Linked DNA regions of Homo sapiens: region 2 is linked to region 1. A link is an interaction called in ENCODE POLR2A ChIA-PET data of the cell type or tissue named here. Cell type or tissue: PC-3. All regions are shown on one strand. Links, peaks and the distances in the headings refer to the core of each region. The heading gives the core; the rest is flanking DNA.

What was found. Peaks named below come from ENCODE experiments on the same cell type or tissue, not always from the same donor. Only the 100,000 strongest peaks of a DNase experiment are listed, where the experiment ranks them.
Region 2: POLR2A ChIA-PET joins it to region 1 with 23 read pairs; 2 of 35 experiments call an interaction of 5 or more read pairs at or near these places.

The regions. Positions count from the first base shown.
Region 1 is chr17:48,277,780-48,280,705 of GRCh38, reverse strand. All of the region lies in intron 4 of SKAP1 (src kinase associated phosphoprotein 1), which reads left to right. Among named protein-coding and RNA genes, the nearest start is that of SKAP1-AS2, 15 kb to the left of the region's middle. In PC-3, for the core only: no CTCF peak of the experiment used is centred there; no DNase peak of the experiment used is centred there; H3K27me3 peaks cover 334 bases.
Region 2 is chr17:48,509,701-48,512,555 of GRCh38, reverse strand. No RefSeq gene overlaps it. Among named protein-coding and RNA genes, the nearest start is that of HOXB1, 20 kb to the left of the region's middle. In PC-3, for the core only: no CTCF peak of the experiment used is centred there; a DNase peak (open chromatin) is centred at 1,525; H3K27ac peaks cover 1,338 bases.

The DNA of each region.
Region 1 (2,926 bases), core at 191-2,690:
AATGATTGGCAAGGCCAGTGATAGAAAGAGTGGATTGACTACAAAGGGGCAAAAAGGAGCTTTTCAGAGTGATGGAAATATTCTATATCTTGATTTGGTAGTGGTTATACAACTACTATATATATATGTATATATTTGTCAAAATTCATTAAACTGTACATTTAAAAAGAATTGTGTTTTTTGTGTGTCATTTTTTGTTGTTGTTTTTTGTTTGTTTTTGAGACAGAGTCTCACTCTGTCACCCAGGCTGGAGTGCAGCCTGTCATCCAGGCTGGAGTGCAGATCTCGGCTCACTGCAACCTCTGCCTCCCAGGTTCAAGTGATTCTCCTGCCTCAGCCTCCCAAGTAGCTGGAATTACAGGCGCCCACCACCACAGCCAGCTGATTTTTGTATTTTTAGTAGAGACGGCGTTTCACCATGTTGTACCATGCTGGTCTCAAACTCCTGACCTCAGGTGAATCCTCCCACCTCTGCCTCCCAAAATGCTGAGATTCCAGGCATGAGCCATAGCGCCTGGCCAAGAATTGTATTTTATGTAAATTATATCTCAATAAAGTATTTAAAACCAAACATACAAAATATGTTTTCCAGAACTCTTTTTGATTTGTCTAGTTTCCATAAACAAGCTTATTATTATTGCTTTAGATCATTTTTCTTTCTAGAACCAAGCAATATATGAGTTCTTTCCATGAGAAATAAGTATATTTTCTTCTCTGTCTGCTCTCTTCTGATAAAACTGTATGACAACAGGGCCCCAGGGAATGAAGATAGCAAAGGGACCTTGGGTTAAATGCTGGCCTTAGGAGACAAGCTCTTAGAAGGAACTGTGAGCACAGGAAAGAAGGATTTAGGGAAAATGGAAGCTGGCCCAGGCTACGAAGAGAGAAAGACCCAAGAACAGAGTGTTGGTGGGCCATAGGAATGGAGGAGATGGATGAGATGACCCCGTTGGGGAAAGGGAAGCTAAGAGAGTGGAATGAAATATACTTCTTTAGGTAACACAGCCCTCGAATTAACATGTTTACACATTCATGACACCCAAGTGGCTTCAATTTCTCGGCAGTGGAATTTATCACATAATTAGGCTTTTAGAAAAAAATTCATTTTTTTCCATTAAAAAACCTGACAAATGGTCCACATGTATCATTTGGACACAGGTCACATTACCCAGATAATGAACTCTTTCATGTAAAATTTCCAGTAGATTTTTAACATGCAAAGTCCTCCTCATATGTTATCCTGCATTGATCCGATTGGAGCTGTTAGTGTCTAGTGGATCAATGATCAGCAAACTAAAAAGTCACTTAGTGACTATGACACCCATGGCAGTGTTAGAATCTATTGTGTCAGGAATCCTTGTTTTATTAACTCTGTAATTACCTGTTCAGCTGAACCGGTGAATTTTATTACACATTTTCTTTCACCTGAACAAGACCTTTGCACTTCTACCAGCGCCCTGAGGATCTTCTCTTTTTTTTTCTGCTCCATGTCTTTCTCCAGTGCTCTTTGGCTTAGCTGCCATCTATTTTGGCAGAGAAGTGTGTGGGAAGGAGGCCTTAAGAATACCGTCACCTTGCTTTGGAAGCTGTTAAGTGGCCTCATCCTCCAGGATAGTTGCTTCAGTTGAGACACATTTAGTACTCAGAAGTCAGGAGTATAACTCGGCTTGCAATATATTGGTGTTTTCCTTAAACAAAGAATCATATGCTGTATGGCCTGGGAGTTAACAACATGGACTTTGGAGGCAGGTCTGGGAAGCAATTAGTAAGTTATGTAAGCTCCCTCAGCCCAGGTTTCCTGGTGTGTAAGAGGGGAGGATAGGAATAGTTCCCTCCTCATAGTAACACATGGATGTCTTTCCAGTACCTGACTCAATATGTCTGAAACTTTGTTTTCTCCCCCCTAAAATCTGTACCTTTTCTTCTTTCTCTTGGTAAATGGTGCTCTCATCTTTGACTTCCTGTCTCTCTTACCCCAGCCCAGTATCCAGCCACTCACCAGATGCTATCAATTCTTCATCGTAAGTATTTCTCCGATACTTCTGTTACTCTCCATCCCTGCCATCTCCACCAAGCCATTACAGATTCTCATCTGGACTATTAATCATTCAACTTGACTTCCCAAAATTCACTCTTGGCCATTCTTCAAAGACTTTTGCTATCCTTAGCATTAGGTTCAACATAATTAACACATCTGGAAGACTTCACATGATTCCATCCTTTTCTCCACTCTCGTTGAACTGTTGTTGTACTAGAATTATATTCTATTATAATTGAGGTCTCGTTGTGCTAGAATTATATTCTATTATATACATGTAATTTATTTTTTCATTTATTAACTCATTCAACTAACACACACCGGACATCTACTACTATGTGTCAAGAACCATGCAGGTAAAGAAAGAAAAAGAAAAAAGAACAGCGTAGGCACTGAAAATTCAAATGTGAAGAGAGTCCGTTCTCTGCCCAGGATGAGCTCAATGCCTAATGGGGGATAGAGATACAAGAAAATGATTATGGTAAAATGTAACATGGGAGCAGAGAAGAGAGAACAAAGAAGTTAGCACAAAGAAGGCTTTGTAATGACAGTGACTATATTATGTCTGGAAGGATAAATAGGAATATGTGTTTGTGTGTAATGTTAAGTTAGATGTTTCATGCTAGAAAATATTTTAGAAATATGATAAAAACCCAAAGCATAATTCTTATTTAGAGTATGTAAAAGGTGCTTAATGGTTTCCCACATCATAGAGATTACTTATGTAATAACCATTACTATTCATAATTTCCTTTAGAACAAATAAAGCTGAGGCCAGGCACAGTGATGCCCAAGCCTGTAATCTCAGTGTGTTGGGAGCCGAGGTGAGGGGAGGATCACTTGAGGCCAGGAATTCAAGACCAGCCTGGGCAACATATTAACAAAAAT
Region 2 (2,855 bases), core at 1-2,500, 230 kb before region 1:
CTTTCTATCTTGATTTTTAATAAGTCCTTTCTGTTCTTTTCTTTTTTTTTTTGAGTTGGAGTTTCACTCTGTTGCCCAGGCTGGAGTGCAGTGGCGCGATCTCGGCTCACTGCAAGCTCCGCCTCCCGAGTTCACGCCAATCTCCTGCCTCAGCCTCCCGAGTAGCTGGGACTACAGGCGCCCGCCACCACGCCCGGCTCATTTTTTGTATTTTTAGTAGAGACGGGGTTTCACCGTGTTAGCCAGGATGGTCTCGATCTCCGACCTCCTGATCAGTCCGACTCAGCCTCCCAGAGTGTTAGGATTACAGGCGTGAGCCACCGCTCCAAGCCCAATAAGTCCTTTCATTTGTCTGAATGATCTTCTACTCATTCTCTGTCTAGAAAATCTTTATCATCCCAGATGCAGTTCAAATGTCACTTTCTTGCAGAAGCCTTCCCTGCCATTCCAAACAGCATGAAACTCTCTCCTTGTTTGCTCTCTCTGTGCCATGGTCAGCCCACTGCTGGGCACATAGCACATTGCTGTTTTCACCTGTTAATACGTCTATTCATTTTTGTATCCTTAGTATCTAGGAAAATATGTATCTTGTAAGTATATATGAACTGTTGAAAAGATAAATGAATGAATACGACGGTAAAGATGAGACAGATTGGACAGTTCGCATAGATGGTATAATATTATAGCTGACAGATACAGCAAATCTATTCACTTTTTTGGTTTTCTCTCTTCAGATAAAGTAAAGATCTTCAAGATTTAAATGACAAGGCTAACCATATTTACTTTTTGCCATAACTCCAAGAAGCAAAGTATTATCATAATTCTCATTTACATCCAATAGAATTGACACTTACAGAGGATAAGTAACCTGTCCATGCTCATACTAAAATATTATATCTCTAGCAGTCAGGCGCAGTGGCTCACGCCTGTCATTCCAGCACTTTGGGAGGCCGAGGTGGGTGGATCACTTGAGGGCAGGAGTTCGAGCCCAGCCTGGCCAACATGATGAAACCCCATCTTTACTAAAAATACAAAAATTAGCCGGGTGCTGTGGCACGCACCTGTAATCCCAGCTACTCAGGAAGCTGAGGCATGAGAATCATTTGAACCTAGGAGGCACAGGTTACAGTGAGCCAAGATTGCACCACTACACTCCAGCTGAGGCAACAGAGTGAGTCTCTGTCTCAAAAAAAATTTTTTTAAATAAAAACTAAAATATATTTCTAGTAATACAGCTCATGGTTACTTTCATGTTTTGTTTTGCTGACTTTTTTTGCGGGGAGCAGACACCCGGAGTTGACTCATACTGAAACATCTTTTTTTTTTTTTTTTTTGGCACATATGGTGGCTTGGTTTTATTTTCTCAATATTGAAAGAATAGTACAATGAATGCTATACATCCACTGCCTGAAATCCATTGTTGCCATTTTGCCAGTTTGGCTGTATGTTATTATGCAAGCACTCATTCTTCCATCCAAGCATTTCAAAATAACTTGTACCTCAACCTTGACTTTCAGCACACATCTCCTAAGAATAAGGGCATTGCTCAATATAACCACAGTGCCATTGTCATACCTAAAAAATTAGCAATAAAACCCAGTCCATATCAAATTTCTCTAATGTTCTCCGAATGTTTTTTAAAATTGTGATTAAATACACAAAACATAAAATTTACCATCTTAATCATTTTTAATGTACAGTTCAGTGGTGTCAAGTATATTGACATTATTGTGCAACCAATCTCCAGAGTTCTTTTCATCCTGAAAAACTGGAGCTCTATACCCATTACACAACAACTGCCCATTCACCGGTCCCCCTGGTCCCTGTAAACCACCATGCTACTTTCTGTCTCTGTGAATTTGATTATTCTAGGTGCCTTATATAAGTGGAATCACACAGTTTTTGTCTTTTGTGCCTGGCTTATTTTACTTAGCATAATGTCCAGATTCATCCATATTGTAGTATGTGTCAGAATTTCCTTCCTTTTTAGGGCTGAATAATATTCCATTGTATGGCTATACCACATTTTGTTTTTCCATTTATCCACTGATGGACACTTGGATTGCTTCCATCTTTTGGTATTGTGAATGCTGTTACTATGAACATGAGACTCAGCTTTCAGTTATTTGGGGTATACACGCAGAAGTGGAATTTCTAGATTATATAGAAATGCTATTTTTAATTTTTTGAGGAACTGTCATAGTGTTTTCCATAATGGCTATAACCATCTTACATTCTCACTAAGACTTCACAAGGATTCCACTTTCTCCACATCTATGCCATCTATTAATTATTATTATTATTATTTATTTATTTTTTTTGAGATGGAGTCTCACTCTTGTCCAGGCTGGTGTGCAGTGGCATGATCTCGGCTCACTGCAACCTTGGCTTCCCGGGTTCAAGCAATTCTCCTGTCTCGGCCTCCCGAGTAGCTGGGACTACAGGCACATGCCACCATGCCCAGCTAATTTTTGTATGTTTAGTAGAGACAGAGTTTCACCATACTGGTCAGGCTGGTCTCAAACTCCTGACCTCAGGTGATCCACCCACCTTGGCCTTCCAAAGTGCTGGAATTACAGGCATGAGCCACAGCACCTCGCCTTGTTTTTGTTGTTGTTGTTGTTGTTGTTGTTTTGTTTTTTTTGTTGTTGTTGTTTTTGATACAGAGTTTTGCTCTTGTTGCTCAGGCTGGAGTGCAATGGCGCGATCTCAGCTCACTGCAACCTCCGCCTCCCAGGTTCAAGTGATTCTCCTACCTCAGCCTCCCAAGTAGCTGGGACTGCAGGCGCCTGCCACCACGCACAGCTAATTTTTTGTATTTTTAGTAGAGACGGGTTTTCACCATGTTGGCCAGG